3 separate regions of the Mus musculus genome follow, and all the other regions are linked to region 2. Evidence: chromatin loops called from intact Hi-C (ENCODE). Cell type or tissue: heart. All regions are shown on one strand. Links, peaks and the distances in the headings refer to the core of each region. The heading gives the core; the rest is flanking DNA.

Region 1 (10,181 bases), core at 2,491-4,990, 66 kb before region 2:
TAATGCTTTAATCGGATCTGTGAAACGTTCTCTACCATATAGGAAAATACAGAACACAGATTATTGGAGTTCTGGTGTCTGGACTGCTGTTCTTCTCCTGTTCCACTCCTATTAGCTATTGTTCTTAAAAGTCCTTTTTAATGCCAGATTTTAACTAGGAATCCCCTAGCCTTTATTCCTTCCATCTTTTTCCATGCTTAGTCTTTCTAGGAAGTGAGGGACTGATTGATTGGCCTGAAGAAACTGGGTTGAAGCAAGCTCATATATGTATGCTTTCTTTACTTGATACCCTAGGTACATGGAGTTGCAGCATCTTAGATTGAGAACGTCTCTGTACTTCCATAGCTCAGTGTTTGCTATGGTGAAACCCCATTATCACGGTGATCACAGTCCACCATAACTAATGATGGCTCCTTTGTGGGGCCACTGGGTCAGATGTCCTTCCTAGCTTTGGATTTTTGTCTGTTTAGACATGACTTTCATATTCATTAAACTCAGTATGTTCAACATTTCTGTATGCACTGTCTTTATCACCATGGCCCCTTTGCAGCTAATGCAGCTATCTTTTCAAGTTGCCTAGGAATCTTGAGATTTATCCTCAGTTTCAGTTTTTCTTTTTATCACAGTCCATTCACTCTGGTTCTTGATACCGGAGGTGAAAATTTACTAACTTCCATCCTAATTACTGGAAAATGTTTTGACATTTTTTTTCATATATAAGTAACTCCTATTGATTCTTTATAATGTAGCATGAATATTCAGGAAATTTTTTCTACATTACTTGAATTAGCTTATTTGTACACTTCTATCCTTTTCATATGAATTTAACATGTAACATATTATATTCCTAGATTCTAAGCTTTGTGAGGTAAGAAATGCTGCTGTTGTGCTTGCTGCAAGTTATTCAAAGATGGGGTAGACTTGCCTGGGGAATTCTCTTTCCTATCACGGGTAGTGTTCATGTATAGGCTGAATAGCTTCAGATTTGGAGTGGAAAGCCTGTAAGTTTGTTCCAGTCAGGAGAATGTTTTTCCTATGTGTTTTAGCCACAAATAGTGGTTTAAAGGAGTCTTAAAGTAAAGCCAAGTAAATTTCTCCATATTAAAATTCTACCAGACACTATCAAATATTCAGTGACTTAATGGCATAAAGAGAACCCCCAAAATACTTCTACATTAGAATATTATGATTAGAATTTTAAAAATTAACGTTTTGCATTTCTTATAGGTGAAATGAATCAAAAATACAAGGAGCTTAAAAAAAGGGAGGAAAATATGGATGGTAAGTGATGATCTTATAAAGTAAATATTAGATTGCTATTCATTTGTACAAGGCATGCAAGAAGTTTGCCACATTGAACCACTTTGAAAAAATACTATTTTAAAATTTTGATTCTGAGTGAATGGGTTCTGTAACCTGAAAATCTTCTTTCTTTTCTCCTGTTTGAAATGTTATCAAATCATTATCTATTATAGTGTCATATAACATACAAATTATATTGCTACACATAAGTGGTTTTTTTTAAAGTAGAAAATATATGCTACACTATTGAGCTACCAGAAAAGAATTGGTAGAAAAATTATAATGGAAATACATTAGAGAATGCATGTAATTTTGATGCTATTCTCTTACTAATAGTAAAATTTTAACTACTTATTTTTAATTTTGGAAGTTCTAGTGGAATAATTAAAGAGTGCAAATAAGAGCAAAAGTGTATATGAGTTATAGATCATACAAATGGGTAATTTCTTAGAATAGATATTTACCATCTAAAGAAATGATGAAATTCATTTTGTAATTAAGCCATTATTTGATTAATTTAATAAAATGGCATTTTTAGATAAAATAGGCATTTAGTAATACTAATTTCAGAAATAAAAACAGTGGCCAACTATAAGTATTAATAATTATAGCTGTGTCAAGAAGGTACTTTTTCTGATCTTTATGGGATCAGTTATTTCGTTTGAGCCTATATAACTCGTTTACTTATATCAGAGTCATAAAAGACTTTTAAGTATTTGAAAGTAGAGTAGGTTAATAGCTTAAATTTTATATTTACTTAAAATTTTCAAAAAATAGTCTGGTTTATTTAGCACTAAGTCTATCAACAATAGTCTGTCTTACCATGTTTCCAATCGGCAGCTTTTATAGAGACTTTTGAGGAAACGAAGAATCAGGAACTAGAGCGGAAGGCACAGATAGAAGCCAGCATCATCACACTGTTAGAGCATTGCAGTCGGGTAAGTGCTCTGTGCCATCTCAGTAGTCTGACTTTCTGAATAGCAGTATGGAAAGTGGAAGTCTCAGTGTTATATTTGCCCACTTAAACTGTGTCCTTTAAATTCCCTTCTTGTTTCTTCAAGCTATTAGTGTGTTTATCTCTGTAGGAAAATTTTAGTTAAGTAGACTAATGTGGGAAAGGATGGGATGTACATGATCAGTGTAAAGCAGTACATGAAGCTGTGATTAGAATAAAATGTAAGGTTTCCTTCCATTGATAATGTATCTGAATTTACTAATAGAGTTCTAAAACCTAGACATTAGTTTAGAAGCTGTTAGTTTTACATTGTAATCTATATAGTAAATGGTTTTTGTAGATATACCTAATGAACATTTTAAGTTTTTAGAAAGTGTTTATGAGTATCTACTATGTATTATACTAAGAAGGAAAATAGATGCCGCCTTTCAGTGTTTTCAGTGTTCTAAGTCTGCATAGTTCTCAGATTCTGTAGGTAATCTGTCTACAGTTTAATACTGCAAGTGAGAACATGACTGAAGCCTACTGCATCCTATAAAACATCAAAATTGAATAACTGTTCAAAGTCTCACCTCCTCTGTGTTTTATGGTGGTTTTATAGGAAAACTAAATCTTCTGTTTATTTCTCTGCACACACAGAATATAAATCGTATGAAGCAGATATCCTCCATCACCAACCAAGAGCTGAAGATGATGCAGGATGACCTCAGCTTTAAATCAACTGAGATGCAGAAGTCACAGACAACAGCTAGGAATTTGACCTCAGGTGAGAATAGTAGCCAAGACTTTCTATTCTGTTTTGTTTTGTTTTGTTTTGTTTCTTTTTTTTCTTTTTTTAATAACAAATTGGAACCTCAAAAACTCATCTTCATTCTTTTTTGAGTTCTTTTGAAAGTCTTATAAGGAAGGATCTAATTGATGGGTGCCTGTTACCCCATCATTGGCAATTTGAGAGTTCCATATGACATCACCCAGGAGCTTACTAGTATGACATTGGCATATCCTCATTCATTTAACTGTACTAATTGAATACAGACCATTCCTAGCTTATGAAGGTTTCACATACCATTTTGTATATGCATGTGTGGTGCTAGCAAGCTGCTCTACTACCAGTCTACATTCCCAGGCCATGGTCTGTAAGTTTTCTAGCTTTACAGTGGTACAAAGTGGCATGCAGAACTTGGAATTCAGTTTCGGATTTTGAAGTTTAGTCTTTTTACAAGGTAAAGACATTTAGTGTGATGTTCTCACAGTGCTTGGTAGTAGCCACAGCCATAGCTTCCAGTAGGCAATGTGATTACGAGGTTAAGCAGTCATCTCTTACAGTGAGGCTTAAAGGAAAAGAGTTCAGAGACTGACTAGAGTTTGGTCAGGGAGAGATGTTCTCAGTATTCAAAGTTTTTCTTTGGAAAAAAAGTCAGATCTGTTTCCTCAAGGAACTTTCATCCTCATAGAAGGATTGTAAGGCAGTGAAGAAATGATTTTATAGACATGAGTGTGGAAATTAATCGTGGTCACATAACAGGTCAGTCGTTAATAATTAGAAGAGTACCTGAGAGCCAGTGATGTTGCAATAGTTTTAGCTGTGCTCACTAGCACAGACTGACCAAGGAAAATGGCATGCAACTAAGCATACATGCTTAATTGTAATTATTTTGATGTCATACTTTAAAAACTGAATGGCAGATGAATTTTAATTTTATTAAGTAATGTAACCCAGAAATTGATAGGCTAATCTGTATTCTATAAAAGAAATTTTAGTTGTACATTAAACCTGTATCAAGTGATCAAAAGATGTACATGTCAAATGACATAGGTTAAGATTAGATCAAAAGTTTAAAAATTCACATGGAATCTTGGGTCTCTGTACTGACAGATTCTGGGTGGTTTTTATGGTGTGGGGTGACTCAGTTTGCTTTTTGGTCTACTTGGATTTACTTGAGTTTAGAGAAAAGGAACTTCATGTTTGCTAACTTACAATACTTTAGGGTTCACGCTGGGGAGATGGCTTAAGTCAGTAAAGTGCTTGCAAGCATAAGGGACTTTGGATCCCTTCCGCCCACACTGAAGCTGGGCATGGTGACATGCTTGTAATCCCAGTCCTAAGGTGGTAGAGGCATACAAACATGCAGTTAAAGACAAGCCATTCTGCCTTGCCAAGTCCAGCTTCAGTGATAAACCCTGTTTCAAAACAAAACAAACAAACAAAAAAAAGTGGCAAGTGGCTGAAAAAGATGAACACACACACACTTTTTTATTAACTCCAGTGCCCTCTGACCCACTTTGTTGGTACTCTTCCTCACCCCAAATACCCCTTCTCTCATGACACATGCATCCCATTTTTCTCTCTTTCCTGTCTGCCTCCCTCACCTCCTGCCCCTCATTGTTCCCTTTACCCTTTTAGGACCTATATGTACACATAGATGTAAGCTTGGCATTCAACAGAGTAAATGTGGTATTTGTCTCTCTGAATCTGGCTTGTTTTGTGAAACCTAATGATCTCTGGTAGCATGCATATTCCTGCAGATGTAGGGTCTCATTCTTGATGGCTGATTAAAAGTCCATTGTGAAAATACATCACATTTTCTTTTTTCTCCATCTGTTGATGGGCATCAGGCTGGTTCTGTTTCTTAGTTGTTGTACTTGGTACAGCAGTAAATACAGATGTGCAGTACCTCTGTGGCTGTTGACTCAGTCTTTCAGGTATAATGCTAAGTCTTTTGAGAATCCTCCCCATGGATGTTCAGCAGTTTACATTCCCTCCAGCAGTGCTTGCTTTTTATTTTCTTGATGATCTGTCTTAATCAGGTTAAGCTGTGTAGGCTGGAATTGCATGGGTTGTGCAGCAGAGCTCTGCAATGTTATCACTGAGCAGCTCCTTGTTCCCTCTGTGCTAACTCGTGGCTATCACAATTCTACTTCTGCTTCTTGAATTTGCCTCTTAAGAAAACCACATAGAAATGTGGTCATAATGTTGGGACTGGCTTATTTTGCTTATCACAGTAGCTATTTTATCTACTCATCAATACTTAGATTGCATCTCTGTTAATGATGTGCATAATTCTATAAAAACCATTAGTCTGCAAATATCTTCAAATTGCTAATTTTAGGTTCTTGTGCTAGTTTGAACATTTAAAAACCTTTCCTCTTCTGTGTAGACTAAGAAATTATATTAATTCATCTATAATAGTCACTTATCTAAGGTCGATGTTAATTCAACAAGCTTTTTCCTTCTTTAAGTTATCTTGGTGCAACAGCCATTGAAAAACATTTTTAAAGGCAAATATAAATACCAGGAAACAAAGTCAGTGATTAGGACTCTGTGTTTCTTACATACCTTTATGCTTTGTGTTTATATTTCCTTTTAAAAACTTGTAACTGTGCTCGCTGCACTTGTAGATTTGCAAAAGAATGAGAACTGACTTTTATAGAGGTGAAAAATACAGTCTGTCACTAAAGTAAAGTTTTTCTTTTTCTGGAAATGTTATTAACATTTGAATTCTGCCTTTATAGTTTATTTCATCTATGGGTTCTTTTGTTTATTTAAGACTATAGTTTGTTTTTTTATTCTTTCTTGTCTTTATATCATTGCCCACAGTTAACAACATTTCTTTTCTCTGAAAATCACCAGAGGTTTCTGATGATCTTGTTGACTGTCCTGAGATATGTATGTTATAGTACCCGTCTTTGTGTCCTGAGATATGTATGTTATAGTACCCGTCTGTGTGTTCTGAGATATGTATGTTATAGTACCCATCCTGAGATATATATGTTATAGTACCCGTCCTGAGATATATATGTTATAGTACCCGTCTGTGAACTGCTCCCTTTCCATCTTTGAGATCATTACTGGAACCCACCTGACTTTTCCACTGTTTCTTAATGGAGCACTCTTGCTCTTAGGGGCAACATTACTTCTTAGAGAAAAGGTGAAAGAAGTTACACCAAGTGAGTGAGATGATTGTGATGAGGAAAAAGAAGCAATGCCACAAGGGTTCCTCCGGATCCACCATAGAAACACGTCGAGAAGCACTGTACTGCAGGGTAGAGGCAAGAAATGATGCTAGCCGTAGTTTTTATTTATATTTTTAGAAAGGAAACTCTGGGGAGTAAACAAATGTGCTGATGGCAGAATGTTTCAGAAACATTTCCCCAGGTCAAAGTGGCTCCTCCTGAGATTGAGCTGCCCTGCACACACTGCTTAGTAAACTTCGCGACTTCATAGCATATCAGAAGGAACTGGACTGCTTCCTCTTCCTGTCTCTTCCCTTGGGAAGCTTTCAGCTTTTCATAAGGACCTGATGGGGAAGGGAGATAAACCTTACTCTATACCAACCAAGCATTTGCTCCTTTTCTCTGGAAAAAAAAAATCAGTTTCTATAATTCTTAAATGTATTTTCTGAGTACACATCCAAATTACATTTGAAGTTAAATTTATGTAACTGCTTGCTTCAGTGAGCTAAGCATGTTTCCTATCTATATTATTGAAGTGCTATAATAGACCTTGGTAACATGCTTAGTACTTTATTCTCATAACTGTTTGTAACCTTAGTGAAGACAGGCATCCAAATGGAGCATTTTATGGTTTTGGTTTTATTTCTGAGATTGTCTTACTATATTTGCCATCTGGCCTTGAACTCAGCGCCCTCCTGCTCCAGCCTCTGGATGTCAGGATAAGCATGTACTACCTAGCTTGAACTCGACACTATGATAACATTTAAATCTTGTTGCGCATATATTGAGATATATGTGTACATATGTATTTCAATATGCTTAAGTTTAAAATTCTGAAAGGAGTAAATGAAACGTTTAAGGAATGCTAGCTTAATTATATCAACTTTAAAGTATTTGGTTGTATGGCAACTCCTTTTAAAAATCATTTTTGTATGTTTGTATGTATGTTTACATGGGTATGGGTACACATGTGTGCATATGGGGGCCCAAAGCTGATGTAAGGGATCTTCCTCAATCCCTCTCTACTTTAATGAGACAAGGTTGGTCAGTAACCCTGAATATGGATCATCTAGGTAGCCAGTTTATTCTGGGATTCCCTGTCTCTGCCTCCTCCGTGCTTGGATTATAGTAGACTGCCAAGCTTACCCAACATTTTTGTGGATTCAGAAGATCCAAATTCTTTTTTTTAAATATTTTTTATTACATATTTTCCTCAATTACATTTCCAATGCTACCCCAAAAGTCCCCCATACCCCCCCCCCACTTCCCTACCCACCCATTCCCATTTTTTTGGCCCTGGCGTTCCCCTGTACTGGGGCATATACAGTTTGTGTGTCCAATGGGCCTCTCTTTCCAGTGATGGCCGACTAGGCCATCTTTTGATACATATGCAGCTAGAGTCAAGAGCTCCGGGGTACTGGTTAGTTCATAATGTTGTTCCACCTATAGGGTTGCAGATCCCTTTAGCTCCTTGGGTGCTTTCTCTAGCTCCTAAATTCTTATGCTGTAAGCACTTTATCTATTGAGCCATCTAACCTACAATGCCCCTTTAAAACCAGTGACTTTTTAAAAGCACTGTTTTCCTTACTCATAGTCATATTTGTTTAAAATGAATACTAAGTGGAATAAATATCCAGTTATGGAATTTCTGGGTTTTTTTTGTCCTTCCTTCCTTCCTTCCTTCCTTCCTTCCTTCCTTCCTCTCTCTCTCTCTCTCTCTCTCTCTCTCTCTCTCTCTCTCTTTCTTTCTTTCGAGCCAGGGTTTCTCTGTGTAGCCCTAGATATCCTGGAACTCACTCTGTAAACCAGGCTGGCCTTGAACTCAGAAATCCGCTTGCCTCTGCTTCCCAAGTGCAGGGATTAAAGGTATGCGCCACTACTGCCCAACATGAATTTCTGTTCTTGTCTTCAAAGTTATACATTGTTTTCTCTGGAGCACTGACCTCAGTTGTTCAATTATATTGTAAGAGGTCAATATTTTCCTGGGTGTTTAGTACTATGTCCTATACTTCTCCCTAACCCTTCATTCTCTCCTCTCCATCACTCCTAATCATGCAATTTAAAATGTTTGGCATTCAAAGTGCTAATATGCTGTCTAGTGTGCACCCTAAGACACGATGTTTATTATGTACCTTAAGAAGAAAATGCACATTAAATATGCTCCATTCACAAATAAAGTGCAGTGCTATTCACTGTGCATTAGTTATTAACAGTGATAAATATTTGCTAAGCAGGATGTCCTTAAGAAATATATACAATAAATTGTATATTGGTCAAGTAACTAAAATGTTGTGATCAGAAGCTCTAAAAACCTAAAACTAGTCATATGAAAGTATAGAATTTTAATTGTTGCCTTAAATTCTTGTGCTTCAGACAGTCAGCGTCTGCAGCTGGATCTACAGAAAATGGAACTTCTGGAAAGTAAGATGACAGAAGAGCAACAGTCTCTGAAAAACAAAATTAAGCAAATGACTGCTGACCTGGAGACATACAGTGACCTGGCAGCTTTAAAATCATCAGCTGAAGAAAAGAAGAAGGTAAATGTTTAACAAAACCTTTTAAAATTATCACCCAAATGTTTCCTTCCTTCCTTCCTTCCTTTCTTCCTTCCTTCCTTCCTTCCTTCCTTCCTTCCTTCCTCTTTTTTCTTCCCTCCCTTCACTTCCCCTCCCCTTCCCTCCCATCTCCCTCCCCTTCCCTTCCCCTCCCCTTCCCCTCCCCTCCCCTCCCCTCCCCTCCCCTTCCCTTCCCTTCCCTTCCCTTCCCTTCCCTTCCCTTCCCTTCCCTTCCCTTACTTTCCTCCCTTCCTCCTCTTTTCCTCCTCCTTCTCCTCCTCCCTCCTCCTTCTTATTCTTCTTTTTTAAGACAGGCCCTCAAGTAGTTCACTTCAAACCTGCTCTGAAGTTTGGGAGCCTTTGCACATCTGGTCTTTCTGCCTCATCTCTGAATCCTGGGATTATAGGGTTATGCAGCTACTATGCATGGTTTACTTGGAGACAAACTAGAGCCTCATATGCTAGATAAGCCCCCTACCAAGCAAGCTGCAGCCCCCAGTTGTTTTTCCTTGATTAACCTTAGTTCATATGTACTTTATATGACTTACTACTTTTAGTATATTGTTTGACATACAAGCTAAAAAGAAGTAATGAAATTTGTTATATGTATAGTTGGAATTTAAAGAGACTTAGAGGTTTTAAGAGAAGGCAGAAATTTCAAGGCAAAGTATATGTTGCTCCCTGATAGCATTGTAACCTGTGACCTGTGCCAAGTCCTGATGTGGGTGATAGGTCTTCTCTGCAGACTCATTAGTGTCTCCATTCTATTTTGAAATGTAATCCTAAACTTTTGGGAGTCAGTACAGACATGGAAGTATTTATTGCATTGTTAATATAGTTAGTTTTATACAGCTTATTATTCAAAAGATATTTTTGTAAATAAGTCTTAAAGTGATTAAAGTCTGGTAGAACTTTACAAAACAAAACTATTAAAATTTCTAAGCCAAATGTGGTTTTTACGTTGACTTTCTAGACATTTGTTATAGCTTCTGTTTGGCTCTATCTAGAAATTGCATCAAGAAAGAACAGTATTGTCAACTCACAGAAATGCCTTTAAGAAAATAATGGAGAAGCTGACCTCAGATTATGATACCCTTAAAAGGCAACTTCAAGACAATGAGACACATGCTCAGGTAAGAGCACTTAGAGCTGACTTGAAAATCCACTCTGTGCTTTATGTTGTCTGTATTGTTCTCAGTATGTGGTTTTTACTTCAGACAGCTTTCTTCTTGGTCTCGTTTCATTTTGGTTTCAGTCCTGCCTTGTAAGCCTTCCGACTTTTTGGACTTTGAAACAGTGAGATTCTGTACCTTAGTATGAATTAATTTCTGTCTTATTCCTTTAGTAGACCTACATGAAAGGCCAGTTTTATAGGACACACTCTCCTGGCATGGCTATTGTTTCGCCCTAGGTGA
Region 2 (10,181 bases), core at 5,059-7,558:
AAAATTTATCAAACTTAATGGTGAGGCTATATATAGTATAGCATTTGATACAAAGAAATACTTTTGATGTTACTTTTATATTTTTCTATATGTTTAAATATTTTGTTAAGTATTCAAAAAAATTTAACCCAGTAAAGTATGATAATTGTGTGCAATTTCTCATGTAACTTTTCAATTTGATTTCAACAACCAACATATCAGAAATTTAATAATATTTAAGAGTAATGTAAATTGCTGAAAGAGTATCTAAGATGGTGCCAATTACTTATGTAGTAACTTACTTATAATTAACATAACAGCATAATATATTGCTGTAAATTTGGATTCGTCTTTATATTAATGTAGAGACAGGTTGATGTCTTTGTTACTATGTACTTTTAAATAATAATTATGGTTCCTCACTTTCATCTTGCTTTCCACAAGTCACACTGATCAGCGTTATAGAATATGGGACTGATTTTACACCAGAGACTATAATAATACAAAGTCCAAGTATCTAGTTCTGCTCTGACTTAGTTTTAAGTTAAATAAACTAATAGTATGTTCACATACGTATGTGCACGCACACATACACAGAACTATTTTAACTTAGTCTTTCTCCTTAAGTGACTTTTTTATGGCATTTTACAAATAAGTTTAGAAAAGTTGTCATGAATTCATACAAAAAAGTTCTGTTCCAAAACAGTTGTCTCACTGATGCTAGAAACTGATTTCTGGAGCGAAGATGACAAGAAGGAGGAGGTCATGTTCTTGTCAGAAAGTAGAACACAGAAAGCTTGGTTTCTGCTGAAGGTCTCTGTTAATTCCTGACTTTCATTCTGTACCCAAGCTTCCATGAACTTGAGTGAGGCTTGGTGATCACACAAACAGCCTCAGGAGTTCTTCCTTCAAGTCAGACTCTAATAGTGTACTTCATTAATGTGGAAGGGGATATAGAGCTTATATGTCTAGTCTACTTGGTGGCCTGATATTCCTTTTTTGTTGAACAAACATAATGGAAGAATAAAGACTCTGTATTTGCCTCAATAAAGGTTGCTCTGGGTAGCAAAGCAGCCTGCTAAGGCATAAACTGGAAGAGGTTTGTGGCTTCCATAACAACTCAGATTCTGGCGCTTGCTCCTTCCACTGGAGTATTATTGCCAATTTCAGCTTGCAAACAAGTTCTCATAGAACTTAGCAGTGTTACCCCCTCTTTAATTCCATATCTACACCAAACCTGGCTGCAGGCTCTAAAGAATTGTGTACACTTAAAAAAAAAAAAAACACCACTTCTGTTTCATCATGGATGTCCTATATGATTCACACTGATAGGAAGTCTTCAGGTCACACATCTTCAGCTGTCTTTCCTGTCTTGTGTGACATTTTAAACAACTGGATTCAGAGATAACAGAGATGTTGTCTGGGCTGGCAAAGGAAACGCAATAGTAAGGTCAGGAAAGTGGTCCCAGGAGCCTTCTCCTTGGACTGGGATCAGGACACCTCTTGGGATTGTTTTCCAAGGGAAGATCTGGCCTTCTACAGAAACTCTCCCTTCCAACCATTGCTCTTGTTAGCACTTCCCCCTTAGCCCTACCCTGAAAGAACTTCCAGGAAGAGTCTAATTTTTCTATGACATCTCTCCAGGAGGAAAGAAATTATCCAAGTCGATCTCAAAAGACTATGCTGTGTCCTTTTAGAACTTTCCTAATGCTGTGACCCTTTAATACAGTTCTTCATGGTGTGGTGAGCCCCAGCCATAAAATTATTTTCATTGCTACTTCATAACTATAATTTTGCTACTGTTGTGAATCATAATGTAAATATCTGATAGGTGACCCTCAAAAGGGTCATGATTCACAGGTTGAGAATCACTTCCCTAGGGGCTCTGAATTCTTCCAAAGATATCAGTTTGTTACTTACAGTTCCACCGATGTCAAAAGACAGGTGTGACCAAGTTACCTCTGACCCCTAGTAGAAGGTTTTCTAGTTAGCACACCAAATCAGGATTCAGGAAGTTTCTTTAATCTGGAAAGATGGGTCCAAAGCAAAAGACATCATTTTAAAAATAGTGAAATGTCAACTTTGTTATTTGGGTTAAAAAAATAGATTATGGATACTCATTTTAGGAGAAAAGTGGTTAGTTTAAAATTCTTGTGGATAATAAGTAGTTTTTGATGAGACACAAAATTAATAGGAGCTCTGCTTTTATGAAATATGATGCATAAATTAGGTGCAAGTAAGAAATGATATCACTTCAACATGCTGCTTAGAGTACACCCATTAAACATTGCAGAGAACCTTCACAGCAAACTAGCAGGCAAGATGCAACAGTTTCAGACATGGATGAGGAATCACAAATTGGAGTTTACAACATTGAAGCCCAAAGTGGATAAGCACAGCACATTCATCTTTCATCTTTTGGGATGAGAATATTCAGTTCTTAGGGTTGCTCTAAGGATCAAAGATGCTGCTGCATGTCAAATGTTAGTCAGTAAGAACTCCCTCAGTTAAGTCAGTATAACTAAAGGAGTCATCTGCTACCAGCATCTGTACAAAGCAGCAGTGACACTATCTTTCCCAGCATCTAGGTAAAGCTCTCAGTACTTGTAGTCTTTTTCCACAATATCTCAACATGGTTGAGCCCTTCAAGGTTTTATCTGTTCATCCCTGGTCATGGTACATATCAAGGCCACATCAAAATCTATACATCCTTTTGTCTCAGCCCTTGTTCATGGAATCTTACCCTTTTGGAAACAGCAAATTAAAAAATGTAAAAGCTCATTTTATTTGTGTGGGTGTTTTGGCTGCATCTGTCTATGTACCATGTGTGTGCCCGATGCCAGGGGAGACCAGAAGAGGTTACTGGATCCCTGGGACTTACAGAGTTATAGATAGTTGTAAGCTGCTATATAGATGTTGGGAATCCAACCTAGGTCCTTAGGAATGGAAGCCTGTGCTCATAACAGTGCAACCTTCCCCAGTCAGCACTTCCTCTTCATGGCTTTCCCCTAATGCTATGCAGTCAACCAATATATTATTGAATTGGGGCAGGTAGAATTAACTCAATTAGATTCTTAAGATCTTTTACAATGGATGCTATTCATTTTCTATTCTCATCAGTGCATGCATTTGACTTGTAGTGATGTTTAAACCTGAATAGAGTTTAACAGTTGTGGTAAGGAACAATTGGTGGGGGAGAAGGAAGGAATGTTGTAGACAGGGTTGAAGCCACATTGAAGTAATATTTATAGTGAATGAATTGTTATACAATGAGAATAATAGTTATCGTTATCTTAAAAGATAAATTTTTAAGTAAAACAAACATTTCTTTCTTTGGGTATCAAAAATAAAGAGTAGGCTGGGCATGGTGGTGCACGCCTTTAATCCCAGCACTCAGGAGTTCGAGGCCAGCCTGGTCTAATTGTGGAATATTTCCTAAAACATATGCAGATGTTTTATTCAGTAGACATCTAATGAATTTTTGCATGCTTTTTGATATTGTTATTTGTACGTCTTTGATTTCAGTAAGTGGTGACTTATTGGAGATGTACTTTGAGTCATGTATAGTACTAGAAACTAAGAATATAAATAAAGATTGTCCATTCACCCTCTTTACCTGACAATACATGTTTTTAAAGGAAAAATGGCTGATGAATTGTAGGATTTTTGTGATAAATGATACAGTTGTAATTTATGCAAAATAAAAACATTTACAAGTATGACAGAAATATTCCTTAGATCCAGTGATACAAAATGAGACTACACATCTACTTTGTATATAAATATTTCCATTTGGTTTTTGCTTTGCTGGGGATCAAATTCAATGTTTCACACATATTAGGCAAGCACTCTATTAGTGAGCTGAATTCACAACTCCTGGAGGCACACACCATTTATACCAGCCTTTAGGCAGTGGAGGCAGGAGGATTAGGAGTTCAAACCCAGACTGGATTGCATAAGGCATTAAGTCTAGCCTGAGCTACACAGAGAGACTCTGTTTCAACAACCAATGGCTGGGGACGTAGCTCAGTAGCAGAATATATGCTTAGAGTTTACAGAGCCCTGGGGTTGGTCTTCAGCATTATAAAAAATTAAAATTAGAATTAAATGTACGGTAAACATTTAAGTGAAAGTCTAACCACTATAATGACTTCACTGTTTGCTTATTTAAAAGTAAGAAAATGACATTGGGAAACTTGCAAGTTGATTATTTCTTTTGAAGAGCTCCTAAATGATCACAAATATTTTCAAAAATATTTATGAATTATGCAGAACTATTTTTTTTGAGATATGATCTTATTGAAAACCTTGGGCTGGTTTGTCACTCTGTGTAATTAGGCTGGTGGTGAACTTGAGAGTCTCCTGTCTCCCCCTCCTGGAACTGTAGACATGAGCTACCATGTCTGGCCTACATGATGTTAAAACTGAGAAGAAAAAGAAAAGCAAAGACTTTCCATTAGAGGAAGCAACCCAAAAGACAGTTGGGAGTATAAGACTGCAGGAAATGGAGCATAGTTAGATTAAAAGTATTAAATTAAGGTTGGGGTCAGAAGAGGAAGGGCCTTGGAGACCATTTTAAATAGCTCGTACTTTGATCTCTGCATGTTGCAATTTAGCAGGGTGTTAGTCCTATTATGTCACATCTGATTTAAGTTCTGGGGGAACCACAGTAATATTAATGAGGAGGACAGGTTAAAGTGGTGCAGACTGGAGGCTCGAGGTCCAGTATGGCTTCTCAACCTTCTTGGCAAGAAGGCTGCAGGGACGACCAGGAAGTTTGAAACAGTCTTAGAAGAAAATGCTGGCTTAGAGACAGGTGGCAATGGGGGATGGGGAGCAGTATTCTGGTTTGCATAGAGGCAGAGTCCTTCCAAGTGCTGGGAAACAAGGCAGGAGGGCAGGGATAGAGCAAATGATGGCTCTGTATGTGTCCCTGTTCAGTTTGCATTTAATCTGAGCAAAATTTGGCTTTTGACATCTGCAACTCAAAAGAAGGTAATTAGGCAAATGACTGACACATAGATATCTTAATAGTCAAGGAATTTTTTTTTTTTTTTTTTTTTGAAGAGTTAGCAGTCAGGGGATGGTAGAAACTGCAAAACCAATCCGTATTCTTTCTTGAGATTTTTAGACAGTTGATGCTACTAGCCACAAAAAGAGTTTTAAGTGGGAGGAGAGTAAGATGCAGGCACCAAGGTGACAGGCTCCAGGTCTGTAGCATTAGCTTACAGATGAGATTCTTTACAGAGAGCCAGGCAGCTGCATTGGCTAAAGCAGATCTGGGAGGGGGCCAGGAGATCAGCTGGCGGCACTCCCAGCCTCCAGGAAAGGCAACCCTTATTTCTGGAATTTTAAACTGATAACCCAATTCCCACCAGCCTGGCCAGGCTCTTCCTTAGCTCACATCACAAACACAGAAGGATTGTTTTAGATGGAGTCATGCTTGATTCTTTCTATACCTACTTCCAAGACCAATTTTATAAAAGTTTATTTACCGCCGTGTGTGTGTGTGTGTGTGTGTGTGTGTGCATGGTATATATGGACGTCAGAGTTTGGTTCTCTCCTTCTGCAGTGTGGCTCTTAGAGATTGAACTCAGATCATGAGCAAGCACCTTGCTGCCTGCTATGTCCCTCCAGCAGTCTGACCATGTTCCTTCCCCCAAGATTGTGGAAGCTGGACTGAAGATCACAATCTGCCAGATGGGCAGAATCTTTACTCTTTGGCACATTTGTTGCTGATGGGGAGTGAATACCCATGGGGACATGGCTGTCATGGTGTGGAAGTGATAGAAATGAAAACATGTATGGATCTGTCACAGGAGCTGGTGAGGCTGATGGGTGTGTGGGTGGCCACTGTTTGCTCTCTGCTTGTCACAGCCTCTTGTTCAGGGCTTGATCAGGGAGGTGTGTGTGTGTGTGTGTGTGGTCACACCCATCTCAGCAGATCTGTCAGCTTTCCCGCTTTTGTTAGAGGGTGATATCATGCTTCCTGGGGGGAGCTCTGGAAGACAATGAGCAGCCACTTTCCTCTAGATACAATAGGCGGAGTCAGGAAGGTAGTATTGACATTGCTGGGGCCTAGGAGCTACTCACTGCTCGGTGGCCGTCAGATGGTGAACCGGCGTAACCTTGGCACACAGGCCTGGGCTGTACAAGGCGTCTGGCTGCAGGGCCAAAGAGGACTCCACCCTAGGGACAGGAGTACTTCAGACATCTGGGAATCTGGGATGGGTTTTAAAATTCAGATCCCAATATAAAAAAACAACTCCCAAACAAACAGCAGCAATTAAAAAAAAAAAAAAAACCAGCCTCCCAAGTAAAACAATAATGGTACCAGGAATAACAAAGATCAGTCACCTAGGTGCTGAGTCTTTTACTATAGCTCTCAGCATCCTGTCTAGTAGGTATTATTCATTTTTTAAGTACCAAGGCAACCAAGGCTCACATGGCTAAATTACTTGCCCAAATAGGCATCAACTATTTGGAACGTCCTAACATATCTATATTCAAACGATGCTAACCCTTCTCACTGTGACTCTGATGGGACTGTCGTTCACTGGACACAAAATGTCTTTTCTATTGAAGGACAGCAGACGGTTTTACAAGGATGATGCAAAATCCAACAAGAGTTTAGAATCAGCCTGAGACTTTTAATACAAGATGTAAGAAGTAAGATCTTCCCCAAGGTCAGAGTTCTTGGCCACTTAGGGAAGCTGGTATTTAGGAAGAGAACTAGGTTGATAGCTGAAGAGAACTCTAACAGGCACAGATGTTATTTAACACTGGTCCAGTGCCATGGGACCAGAGATCCATCCCTGTAACCTGTAATTACATGGACTTCATTATTTGTTTGGACTGCTTTGTCCTGGTTTCTGTCTTCTGAAACTGAAGCATTCTGAATGATCGCATGCCTCCGGGGAAATGGTGGAAAACATGATTTAAGCAAAGAATGACCTAAACACACAAACTTTAAAACAAGACTAGGTCACTTCAGGTTGCATCCTCAAAAGCAAGGACAACATGTGCTTTGGGGCAAGGGTTTTTAAAGCACAACTGCTTAACAGTACTTGCTACAGTGTCAGTATGTGATAAGCGTTTAAGTAATGGGATGGTCTTAACTGCTTTGTGTACAAAGATGGACCCTCTTATACTGCCTGATGCTGGTGTGTTCAGGGCAGGCCTCCATTCCTGAGCTAATCTGTTTATATATGTGTGGGGCTGACTCTGGCTGCTTTGACTGCAAAAGAGCATCTTTGTATCAGGAAAACGAAGAGAAGGGCTTAAAGCTTTGCGTTCCTGGGCTTCTGTTAAAAAGCTGGGTTGTCTGGTGGGGAAATTCCTTGCTTGTGACTCAGCCAGCCAGCAAGGTGGAGCCCCCTACTTTTCCCCAACCAATTCCCAACTTCTTCTTGCCTCTGGGTCTTGACTTAGCAGAGGTTCTAAGATGACTTGTTGCTTGTAACTACCCTCCTTATGTTACTTATCCCAAGTTTGTTGCTACCTAACTGGCAGCTGATCGAAGCAAGCAGAAGCTGCCACACTTTTTTTCTACTCATGGAGGTTTGAATGTAGGACCTTACATATATATGCAGGTTGAGATGTAACCAGTGAGCTCTACACCCTTGAGAGCCTGTTTCCAGTGTGATTAAGCTTGTTATTATGTCATAATGCCACATGCTCAATGCTTATGTGTTACAATAGCTCTGCTCACAACTTGACACTTCTTTCTCCTAATCCCTGCCCCCCCCCCCATGTCTGTTCTTTGTGTCCCCAACTCTTGCATCTGAAAAGCTCTTAGTACTCTTCTAAGGTTGTTTAATCATCCTCCGATTTTCATATTCAGGCCTCCAAGGTCAGAATCAAAGAGGGAGATGGTGGTTGTGTTTGAATCTCTTTCATTGCCAGTCTTTGCCTACTGACTGCATCAACCGGTTGGAACTCTCAGGCCTGCGTATGTTGGAGCTGTGCTCTGTTCATGCTGGGTTCCTTTCAGTTTCTAAATATTTACCTTTAAGCCTCTGTGTTAGTTGCATTTTGTTGGTCAGTTTTTGTCAGCTTGACACAAGCTGAAGCTTTCTGGGGAGAGGAACCTCAACAGGGAAAATACCTGCATTAAATTTGCCTATAAGCAAATCTGAGAGACATTTTGTTGATTTAATGTTTGATGTGGGAGGGCCCAGTCCCCTGTGGGTGGCCCTACTCCAGGGGAGGTGGTCCTGGTGCTATAAGAAAATAGACTGAGAAACCCACCAAGAAGTATCTCTCCATGGTCTCTTGAGTTCCTGCCCCGACTTCCCTCAGCAGTGGACTCTAAGTGTAAGATGAAATAAACACTTTCCTCTCCAAGTTGTTTTGGTCATGGTGCTTATTACAGCAATAGAAACCTGACTCTCTCTCTCTCTCTTTCCCTCTCTCTCTCTCTCTCTCTCTCTCTCTCACACACACACACACACACACACACACACACACACACACACGACTTATATATTTGGGTAAAGCCTGGCATTGGAAAAGGTTCAAACACAACCAACCATGCATATAAAATATTCTCTTCCTCTGCTTGGAGTAACCTCCTCACCTGTCAGACATTGGAAGAGAATCCCTACTCTATCTAATAAGAGCCCATAAATACATGTTTGTTGCCATGAACAATTCTGGGAGATGACAGGGGTCTCACCAAGAGGGTGGCATTTGAGAAGGATGAATAACCTTTTGGAAAATCAGTAGATGTAAAGAGTAGAGGGAGATAGTATAGATGGAGAGAAAAGCATTAAAGTGGAGGATAAAATGTTTAAGAAATACTTCTTCAGTTCCTCAGTGTGATGTTACTGTCACAACAATGAAGAAAGTGTTAGAGTAAACATTTTGTTAGGGAAAATAGGCTAAGAAGAAGGTAATTTGTCTTGAGATTGGATGGGAAGGAGACGCTTATATGGGGCCCTTTAGGATATAGTTGGAGGCCGTGAGAAGAATGGAGGTGTTGCAGGCCTGTCTGGAAATAAAGAAAAAAAGTAGGTCCAGGAACACCTGGCAGAAAGAGAAATCTCTTCTCTAATCATGTAGCTACTGGTAAGTTGCAGGTACTCCTATAAATAGATGCTTTCTTAGGATCCTGTAAGCCACCTCATTAAAGTCATATGGTCACAACCTTCTGCTGAAGTCCATGAAAGTAAGAGGACATCAAGGGGTGACTTGGGTATAAGAGGACACATAGGTTCTGTCCTGAGAGGATGAGCCCAGGAGAGGGGAGATCCTATGAGAAATGGTGGAGGTAGTAGCATAGGGAGAGAGGGCCTGGACAGATTGAGTATGAGGTGCTGTTGTGAAATATTTGTAGTGACTGGGCAGGGCATGGGTTGAGAACTCAGCAGCTAGACCAGGTGAGTGTATCTCGCTCTCTGAGAGATGTTTCCTGCCTGGCAGCGTTCCAATTCCATAATTTTCTGTGAGCTTGCTTAGAAGATAAGGCAGAAGGATCCAGGTCCTTCTCTCTACCTTCGTTGACTAAGGATGATGGGAGGCCATGCAGGAGTCTGAAGGAAGTGGGGAGGTACTGTTACATAACAGATACTGTCCATGTCCTCTGAAGCAAGGAATTATTGTAGGTTTCTGAATGCATCATAACAGGAATGGGTGGGGTTTTTTTGGGGGGTGGGGAGTGATACTCTATTATTTAGCACAACAACCAGGTTGGTATGCTTCATGGTTGTATATAAATTATATATGGTTCATGCTTACTCTCATTACCCTCTTATTGGGAACTAAAAAGGGGACCCTCGGGAAGAGGGGGGAGGAAAAGATCCACACCCAGCCAGAGTTTTACCTATTCTCTGGTCTGTCAGGCATGGGAGAGCTGCCATACACTTTCCACTCAGCCCTGGGTGGGCATTCAAGCCTCTGACCCACTCTTCAGGGGATGGCCAAGGGGCATCCCTACCTGGGAACCCCGGAGCTACTTTGCTAAAGCCACCAGGGTTATAGGAGAGAGGGATGAGGGAAGAGGTTCCCAACACCTGTGAGAGTTCATGCAGCGGATCTTGACTGGAGCACAGGAAGGCCTTCTAAAGGGAGATTAGAAATGGCTCATTAGGAGAAAGCCTGTCCCATCCTCCAAGAGCAGTAGGCCTTGATGAGCAGAGACATTCTATGGTTTAAGAGCTTTATTATAGAAATGCAGGGGGAAAGAGAGGGGATGGGGGAGA
Region 3 (10,181 bases), core at 4,872-7,371, 81 kb after region 2:
TCCATGGGCCAAACATATTTTAACTACCACAGTCATCTTCTGGACAAGGCTTCCCTATAGTGTAGTTTGTATACCCAGAGGGGCTCTACTAGAGAAAACTAATTTTTCCTTTGAAAGTAGTTGTCAATTGGAGATAGCTAGGATTAGGGATGGGAGGTGGTGTGTACATCCCCTCTCAGCACTAGGATACAATCTGAATGTTCCAAGGTGTCTCATTCTCTGTCCTGTTGTGAGTCTCTATATTTGTTCCCATCTGTTGTAGGAGGACCTGATACTGGCTGAGTGAAACACTGATTTATATGTATAGCAGAATGTTGTTAAGAGTCATTTTATTATTATGTTTCTTTAGCAGAGCAGTGGTTCTGATTTCCCCCTTGGTCTATGGCCTATTTAGTCTCAGGTTTTTGGCCATCTGAGCAGTGTTAGGCATGGGTTTCATCTCATGAGTTGGACCTTAAATCCAATCAGAGAGCGATTGGTTACTCTCCTGACTTTTGTGCCACTATTCTACTACCAGCATATCATGTAGATAGGTACCCATTGTAGGTTGAAGGATTTGTAGCTGGGTTGCCATTACCATTCTTCTCTGGTAGTATACAGAGTATCTTTCTGTACCAGGGACACAAGTCATTGAGGGGTGGAGGCTCTAGGTAGATGCCAGCTTGACTTTTCCGTATTCAGTGAGTAATGCAGGGGTTGTCTTCAGCCATAGGGCCTTATCAGTTTGTGGAGAGCAACAAATACTCATGGCAATAGCCTGGGTTGTTTGTGGGTTTCCATGAGTCCCCTTTGGCCAATAACTTGATTAGATATAACCTAATATGGGCACAGGCTGTTTCACTTGGTGGCAAGAGAGATCTATTTGGGCCTTTGTCTCCCCAATCAAACATTCTATTCAAATATTTTTCATGTATTTCACATATGATTTTCATAGTGCTATATGAGTTTGCACATCCAACCAGCAATGGATGAATCTTCCCCTTACCCCCCTTTTCTCCATCATAAGCTGTCAGTTGTTTGTTTGAGAATATCCTAATAAGCTTCTACAGTTGTAGGCTTCTATGTGATCCCTAAAATGGCCCTTAGTTTTAGCTGTTCCCCTACCAATACCCTACCGCCTCCTTCCTCTCCCTCTCCATTTAATCATCCTATTCCAATCCCTTCCCATCTCCCCATAACTATATATGCTATTTCCATTCCCTCTAGTCCGTTCCTCTTTACCCAACATCTGTGGTTTTATGGATTATAGCCTTCTTTAAGAGCTAATATTCACAAATGAGAGAATATATACCACATTAGCGTTTTTGGGTCTGGGTTATCTCTCTCAGAATGATTTTTTTTTATCTAGCTCCATCTATTTACCTGCAAATTCAATGATTTCATTTTTTTTTAGAGCTGAGTAATATTCATTGTGTAAATGTCCCATATTTTCCTTATACATTCTTCTATTGAGAGACATCTAGGCAGTTTCTAATTTCTGGCTATTGTGAAAACAGTAGCAATGAGCATGGATGAGAAAGTATCTCTGTAGTAGGATGAAATATTCTTTGGGTTTATAGCTGGATCTTGAAGTCGATCTATCCCCAGCTAACTGAGGAATCATCACCCTGATTTTCATAGTGCTATACAAGTCTGTACTTCCAACCAGCAATAGACAAGTCTTCCCTTTACTCCACAGTTCACCATCATAAGCTGTCTTTGATGGAGAAGACACACCTTAACTGTGGATGGTCCTTATCTAAAAATTCCTTTTCCATTCCCATGTGCTGAGTGTTTCCCCATAGTTCCCATTTAGGGTATGGTGAGACTGTGGTCCAGTCCTAGACTGTGAACACACAGTTTCCCTGGTGTCACTTACTGAAAAGACTGTCGTTGTTCCATTTCCTATTTTTAGCCCTTAGTTGCAGATTAGTTTGCTGTAGACATGGGGTCTGCTTCTCAGCTCTTTATTTTGTGCTTCTTAATCTCATGTCAATGCCACACTGTTTTAATCACTAGAGTTTTGCAATATACACAGAAATTGTAATGACTCTTGCTTTTAGATTTTGTTCAGTTTTTCTTTGCTGTCAATTAATTAATATATGTGTCATCCTGTGTGTGTATATGGGTATATGTGCACTGCATAGGTACAGGAACCCACAGAGGCCAAAAGAGGGTATCAAATCTCCTGGAACTAGAGCGACAAGTGATTGTGAGTGCTAGGCATGGAACCCACGTCGTTTGAAGGAGCAATAAATGCTTTAACTTTGGAGCCATCTCTACAGACTCTTTATGGTCTTGTTATTATTATGTGGGTTTTTCAAACATAAAGAGTTTTAGATATTAGGAGTTTCACTGGTGTTTTTATAGAGAGTACATTGTTTACTTTGGGTGGTATAAACCATTTTAACAGTGCTTGTTCTACTTAATCATGAAGACAAGATATCTCTTCACATCTTTTACCAATATTTTATACTGTTTTTAGTATAACAAATTTTTACACCTGACTAAGACTTCTAGTTCTATATAGAGTAAGAATGGTAATAATGGGATACCCTTGTCTTGTTCCTAATTCTAACGGAAATAGTTTGTGCTTTTCCCTCATTTAATATAATACCAACTACAATTTATTATGGATAATTTAAATTTTTTCGTATGTTTCTTCTATTCTAAATGAAGAGATGTTGGATTGTGTCAAAGGCGTTTTCTATATCTAGAGAGGTAGCTGCATAATTACTCTCCTTTAGTGCCTATTATCTATAGTTTTTTTGTTTTGTTGTGTCTTTACATGGTTGAAGTATCAGTAGTTCTAGCTTGGTAAACAGAATCTGGTAACAGTTCTCCCTTGTCTATTTTATGGGACTCTTTGAAAAGCTTCAGTCTTAGTTACTCTTTGAAGGTTTGGCAAAATTCACCAGTGAATCCATCTGGGCCTGGTCTTTTTTAGATGGGAGACTGTTTTTTATTATTATTAGTAGTAGTAGTAGTAGTAATAGTATTACTATAGTAGACATGCTTATTGTGTGTCTGTTTAAGCTATTTCATCTTGGTTTAATTTTCATAGATTATATGCATCTAAATAGCCATATATTTCTTTAAAATTTTCTAAGTTAGTGGATGTCTTTATGTTCTATTGCTGTGAAGAAACAACATGATCCCAGCAACTGTTATGAAGAAAAAGTATGTAATTGGAGCTGGCTTACAGTTTTAGAAGTTTAGTCCATTCTCATTATGACAGGAAGCTTGGAGGGACACAGGAAGACATGGTGCTAGGATGTCTACATTCCACTGGAGTCCACAGGCAGTAGGAAGAGAAAGACTTTGGTTTTGACTTAGGCCTTTGAAAACTGCAAAGCCTACCTCCAATGATACACTTCCTCCAATAAGACCACACATCTTAATTCCTCTCACATAGTACCACTCCCTGATTGCTAAGCATTCAAATATATGAGCCTATGGGGGCCATTCTTATTAAAATCCACAGTGAAATATGTATTTTAAAGAAAGACCTAAATTTTTTCTTCATTTCTTTTGGTGTCTTTTGTAATGGTTCCTCTTTCATCTCTAATTTTATTTTCTTGAGTTCTCTCTTTTGGTTAATTTGATGCTCTATTTTGTTTACATTTTAAAGAGCCAATTCTTGTGTTTTTCATTCTCTGCATTTGTTGTTCTTTGTTTCTATTCATTGATTTCTCCTCTGATCTTAATAATTTCTTAGCATCTACTGACTTACAGTCTGGTTTGTTTTTCCAGAGCTGTAAGGTGAATCATTAAGGTAGCGTCTGTCTTTTGTTGTGAGATGGATTTCTTGTAAGCAAGAAAGAAGTGGTTCCTGCTTTCCTTTTTATAGCATCTACTAGCCCATGCCTTTTGAATGGAAAATTGAGACCATTGATATTCAGAGTTAATATTGAAAGGTGTGTATTGATTCATGCCATTTCACTTGACTTCATAATGTTTGGTGGTTTTCTTCTTCTCTCTTGATTAGCTATTATTCTAGTATGGATTAAAGTCTTCCCCATGGCTATGTAGATAGGTTTGTTTTCTCAACAGTATTCCTTGAGTATTCAGGAGTCATTCAAGTATTTTCTGTAAAGCTGGCTTAGTGGTTATAAGTTCCTTTACTCTATTTCTCATTGTCAAATGTTTTCAATTTTCTTTGAGGATAGATAGCTTTGCTGAGTGTAGTTTTCTGGGTTGGTGGTTGTTGTCTTTTGGGATTTGAAATACTTTAAGTCCTCGGTGCTTTTAAAGTTTCAGTTGAATATCTGCTGTTATACCAATAGACCCATTTTTTATATGGGACATGATGTTTCTCTCTTGCTTTCAATAATCTTTCTTTGTCCTGTGTATTTAGTGTTCCTAATTATAATAAGACAAGGAGGTTCTTTTATGGTCTGTTTCTGTGGTACCTAAATGACTCCTGTATCTGAATTGGCATGTCCTTTTCTAGCCCTAGGATTTTTTTCTGTTATAATGTTTTATATATATATATATAAAATATATATATATATTCATTCTATGCCTTTAAAATGAAATTTTTGTTCCAAGCCTATAACCCATAGATTTGGCCTTTTCAGAGTGTTATATGTATTGAAATTCCCAGTTTAGCTTCTTACTAATTTATTCTTGTCCTGTCCCTCCTCCTTGTATTCAGTTTTAGATATTCTGTACCTGGAGGCTTTTTTTCTTGAGCATTGGTCTCAGGATATGGGTGTTTGGGATCCGTCTAATGCTTAGTGTCACTAATGCTTGCACTGAGCTCCAGGTAAGGTCCCATGCTCAGCTTCTTTCTTTGCTCTTTGGTTGATGGAATCTTGCTCCTTGCTATGGCCCAAAGGTCTCATGATGGAGATAGTTCTTAGCCAATAAAGACTCAACAATCTATCTTACAGAGTACACACTTGTGTAGTGGGGTAAGGCTATGAGGTGCTGCCTGACACTGAGTTTCACTGTGACATGCCTGATACTAGATAAGGTCTAAGACTTGGAGTTAATCTCTCTACACTGCAACGGAAGGGAGGCATCTCTTTCCACACTATGCTCCTTGGAGTTGGGGGAACTCCAAGTAAGTTTACCTTCTTCCTTCTACAGGATACCTTTTCTTATTTTCATGGTAAAAGTCAGCACTGGATTCTCTCACTTGATTCCCTCAGCTCTCTCAAAGGCATTTTGTTGAGTGGATAGCTCTTTGGGTTTATTGCTCTGTGAAGAGACCATTGTTGGTACGTCTAATTCAGCTGTCATCTTGGTCTTCTGCTCATAACTGTTTAGCATTGCCTGCCTCATGTTTGCACAAAAGGCAACTGGATGGGTGAGGTTAAGTATCTGAGGAAGTAGACAAAAGTGTCCATGTGTCTTTAGATCCATGTGTCTTTTCCCTTTGCCCTGTTCCTAACAGCCCCTCAAATATGCAGGAAGCTACTTTGTCCTTCCATTCTACCATATCAAAAAAAGGAAAAAATGCTACCCAGGGCAGTTTTAAAAGAATTAAACTCCTTGCTGGTAAGTGTTTATTTGACACTTTCAAACAGAAATACAACAGCAGGATCTGGGAGGGCACCAGTCCAATACAAACTTTCAGGGCTGCTACAATAGCTTTGGAAATAAGCCAGTGATTATATTAGCATTGTACTTAGCTCCTCAGTCTCTCCTAGAAAACTTCCTACTAAACAATGAGCTGAAGTATGTGTTATGAGCCTTTGTGTGTAAGTACCCCAAGAAATTCTAATAGTTTTTTGTGTGTTTGACTGACTGTTCTAGCCAAATGACTTCAACTATACAGATCGTTTCTCAGTGGCCATATTCACTGTCAACCGAGTCTTACCTCCTGACTCAGGAGTCTGGGTCTGCAGTGTGAACACAGTGGCTGGGATGGTGGAAAAGCCTTTCAACATTTCCGTCAAAGGTAGGCTTCTTGCACTATAACAAGGGCACTTTCTTGAAGCAGTGAGGGGGTCTGCTGAGTCATGGCACAAATTTTAGATTTTATGCCTTCATGTAATCAGCACTGACTGAAGGATTGTGCGAGAGGGCTCTTTTAAGGAATCATTTTAAAGCAGGGATAGCTGTGGGGAGACAGGCTTGAATTGAAACTCTCGGGAGAGCTAGCTACAAGATTAAACAATAGCGCCCCTAGTGCTCAAGAATGACTCTAACCGCTAAAATTGCATTTAGTTCTTCCAGAGCCCCTGCACGCCCCAAATGTGATTGACACTGGACATAACTTTGCTATCATCAATATCAGCTCTGAGCCTTACTTTGGGGATGGACCCATCAAATCCAAGAAGCTTTTCTATAAACCTGTCAATCAGGCCTGGAAATACATTGAAGGTAAGGTTTGGATGCAAAAGGCACCAACTGGAAGTCTAGTACCAGAAAAAAGATGTTCCCTATATATCAAAGTCCCCTACGCTGATATATCAGTCCATGCTAATAGAAGGACATAAGAAAATTTTGGTACATGCAGAAGCCATGAAAGTTCTAGGAATGACTTGCTTATTAACACTGAGCACTCTGGCACACAGACGTAGCCATACATTGGGCTACCATCTATGTAGCATTTCTTCTCAGGTCTCTGAACTACCAGTCATGATTGTAGAACTCTACCACATCTGGCCATGGTGGGAAGCATGATTATACAATAGGAACAGGAAGGTCTAGGGCCATGATGGAAAGGCTGAGGTACTTAATCTGCCTGAATCTTGAGAGCAATTATTTCTTCTGTGTTAGACACACCCCACCCCGCCTTTTGTTTCTTACTTTGTCTCATTCTGAAGACACTTAACACAGAGGGTTTTACTTTAAAAAAAAAAAATTTGACCCTGGAAAAATTTAGTCTGTGGAGACAGGATTGCACTTAGGGTAGGGAAGGGGGGGGGGGGATTGTGATGAGAGCTGCCAGCCCCTCCCAGCGGAGGAAAAATGCTGTAACTGAGACAAAAGATTGTGAATGTCATGAAAAAGGTAAATGTGTCTTAAAACATATTAGCTGTATTTGCTGCGTGATAATGTAAAACTATAAGTTTTAAAGAGTAAGTTAAAAACAAATAGAGCATTGTCAACTGCTCATGCTCTTTTACAGGGGCCACCTTGCCGACAGTCCCACCTTTGCCCTGCTAGTGGGCAATGTGGATTCTGCTACTCCCAATTTCATCAAATTATGCCTAGCTTCCCTAAATTATTTCCCCTAGACTTTCCTTTGTTCTACCGTATGTAGACATTTGTGAATATTATGAAAACTAAGGAAAAGGAGGCTTGGCTCGTGCAGGGGACCTGGCTTCAATCTCCAGCATCCCTGTGGTGGCTCAAATCGGTCCAAACTCTGGTCCCAGGGGATCTGACTTACTCTTTTGACCTCCACGGGCACCGGGCACCCACATTATATATTTATGTATACAGGTAAAACACGCTCCCCTACATAAAAAACAAATAAACAAAGCTAAAAATAATATAAGAAAAATGGGCCTGACTTCATAATGCCGCTGAATTAGATACACAGACTAAAGTGACACTCTCTATTACCGAACTCTTCATATTCCATTGTACATACAGCCCAAACTTAGTATCTCAAGGATCTAAGGTTGATTTCTGGCTTTTCTGTTTTAATATCAATAGTTGGGGCTTTTTTTTTTGCAATATGGCCTTAATAATAAAGAATAATCTAAGCACTGTTAAGCATAGTTCTCTTTTTCTTTTGCCAGTTAACAACTTATAAAGTAAGTCAGAACTCAAACTTTGCAGTATCCATAGCTATAAAGACAGAGATGAAGAGATGGACAAAACAAATGTTTAAGAGAAAAGCACATGCCTGTTATTGGTGGAGCATGTTTTTAAGGGACTCCAGCACTGTGGGAGTCTGACTGTTAGAGATCCATTGTCTGGTAACATTAAACAAAAACCTCTGGGCCTTTTGTCTCTAGACAACTAGATTGTAATCAGTTTATGTCCCTGAAAACAATGAAAATAACAAACATTTTATATTATGTTAATTGAGCCCCCAAGTATGGCATCCTATGAGGTAGATCTATTAGGATTAATTTTTCAAATGAAAATGCAAAAATGCTAGGGCAGAAATGTATACACAGGGCCTAAAAATATAATGCTAATGTATATACCAAAACGTAAAAATATACGTGCTAATATATATACTAAGACCTAGAAATATACATGCTAATGCATATACCCAAAACCTGGAAATACCTGTTCCAAGTCTTAATTTCTCTTACATTGGAAACTGTACATCCTTGAAGATGGAATTACCCCTTTATTTCACGGAGACACTGATTTTTAAAAATTTAAAAATTTAGTTTGCACTGCAAAGGCAGCCACTCTGGTTTACAGAACATAACAGGATGCATGCTGAAGCTTTCGGACTTTCTCTCTTCCCAGTGACGAATGAGATTTTCACTCTCAACTACTTGGAGCCGCGGACTGACTACGAGCTGTGTGTGCAGCTGGCCCGTCCTGGAGAGGGTGGAGAAGGGCATCCTGGGCCTGTGAGACGATTTACAACAGCGTCTATCGGTCAGTTGAAGCCAACAGACATTTATTCCTGAGCTGGGTGGGAGGGGGAGGAAGAGGAAAGAGGAAGGAAGACCAGGAAGGGTGGTGTTGGGTGAGTGGGTGGGTGGGGATGGAGGTGGAAGGACTTTGCTGTGGAATGGGTGGGAAAGTGACAGGAAGACTCTATACTTCAAGCCAAACAGTTCCTTTATTTGGGCTGGACTGCTGGTCCGTCTCCCTGGGGGAGGGGGACTGTGGCCATTCAGGGGGACAGGGGAGGAAGCAGATGAGCCTTCAGGAAGGCAAGGACATCCCTGAGATTTACTTAGCAGCCACTGTGTTGAACCTTGACTTCTGTATATCAGTCCCCCCCACCCCCCAGCTTCCTGTTTCCATTCCATGGGGCCACTCCAGGCTTCTGCCACAAATATGCCTCAGAAATTCAAGTTTATTTATTTTTTAAAAAATAATTTCTATTTTTCAAAGTAATTTGTGCCCATAGTTCAAACATCAAATAGAAGGAAAGGCTTTTGTCTGAAGAACAGTCCTCCTCAGCTCCACCCCTCCTCCTCCCCCAGCCGTACTTCCTATCAGCAACTGTTTCTATGTGAAGCTATTTCTTACAGGGTTTACCTTCTTGTTGCTAAGTCAGTGGTTTGGACATATCAGAACCACCAGAAGAGTTTATTAAAACAAGTTGTTGGACTTTATTCCCAGAATTTTTTTAAAATATTTTTTATTATTTTGTGTGTATGTCACTCACTCCCCTGACCTCCTGCATGTATGCATGTGTGCACAATTCGTTCATGCAGTGTCTGTGGACGTCAGAGAGGGCTTCAGAGCCCCTTGGACTAGAATCATAGCCTGTTGTGAACCATCATATGGGTCTGGAGATCAAGCCTGGGTCCTTTAGAAGAGAAGCCAGTGGTCTTAACCCCTGAGCCATCTCTCCAGCCCCATCTGCACTGAACCTTTGACCCAATAGGTTTGAAGCAAGGCTATGGTTCAACAATTATGGTTTCTAATACATTCCTCAGAGATGGTTAATGCTGCTGCTGGCCTTGGTCCACATGGTTTAGATAATATGTATAGAAGCATCATTCTCTGTTTCTTTCTATCCTTCCTGTATTTCTTTCTTCTTTTCTTCTCTCTCTCTCTTTCTTCTCCCTCCCTCCCTCCCTCTCTCCCTCTCTCTCTCTCTCTCTCTCTCTCTCTCTTTCTTTCTTTCTTTCTTTCTTTCTTTCTTTCTTTCTTTCTTTCTTTTCTTTCTCCCTTTCATTCTTCCTTTCTTGTTATTTTGTTTTGTTTTTGTGGCTTTGTGGGTTGATTTTTTTATTTTTTATTTTTATTTGTTGTTATTGTTTTTTTTTTGTTTTTTTTTTTTGTTTTTTGTTTGTTTTAGATGAGGCTTTACTCTACAGTCCAGGCTGACCCAGAATTCACAATATAGCTCACCCTGACCTCTGTCATAATTCTTATGCTTCAGCCTCTGGAGTACTGATTTACATGTATGAGTAATGCCTCGTAGAATATTTATCGATTTATTGGTGGTATTCAGTGGCCTTGCATTGTGTAAATAGAGGAGTTATCAATTTGTGCAGACTCCTCGATGGTAACCTGGCTTCCAGCTCTCTGCCACTCAGTGCCCTCCTTTGAAATAGTAGAGTGACCTTTATAACATTCTCCTCTTGTCCTTT

Evidence for each region. Hi-C counts contacts between places; a loop is a spot of excess contacts. Peaks named below come from ENCODE experiments on the same cell type or tissue, not always from the same donor. Only the 100,000 strongest peaks of a DNase experiment are listed, where the experiment ranks them.
Region 1: a loop joins it to region 2, with 4 times the contacts of the local background. A loop is called at or near these places in 4 of 42 quality-filtered maps.
Region 3: it touches region 2 in a loop (5-fold over the local background); 7 of 42 quality-filtered maps call a loop at or near these places.

What each region holds. Positions count from the first base shown.
Region 1 is chr4:94,677,038-94,687,218 of GRCm38, forward strand. It overlaps Ift74 (intraflagellar transport 74), which reads left to right. Exons shown (of 20, transcript NM_026319.3): 14 at 1,228-1,281; 15 at 2,143-2,240; 16 at 2,897-3,023; 17 at 8,585-8,748; 18 at 9,774-9,899. Among named protein-coding and RNA genes, the nearest start is that of Mir872, 17 kb to the left of the region's middle. In heart, for the core only: no CTCF peak of the experiment used is centred there; no DNase peak of the experiment used is centred there.
Region 2 is chr4:94,740,637-94,750,817 of GRCm38, forward strand. All of the region lies in intron 1 of Tek (TEK receptor tyrosine kinase), which reads left to right. Among named protein-coding and RNA genes, the nearest start is that of Tek, 6.4 kb to the left of the region's middle. In heart, for the core only: no CTCF peak of the experiment used is centred there; DNase peaks (open chromatin) are centred at 5,275 and 6,055; H3K4me3 peaks cover 326 bases; H3K27ac peaks cover 547 bases.
Region 3 is chr4:94,821,514-94,831,694 of GRCm38, forward strand. Tek (TEK receptor tyrosine kinase) reads left to right here. Exons shown (of 23, transcript NM_001290549.1): 9 at 5,743-5,887; 10 at 6,157-6,312; 11 at 8,371-8,505. Among named protein-coding and RNA genes, the nearest start is that of Tek, 87 kb to the left of the region's middle. In heart, for the core only: a CTCF peak has its summit at 6,128; no DNase peak of the experiment used is centred there.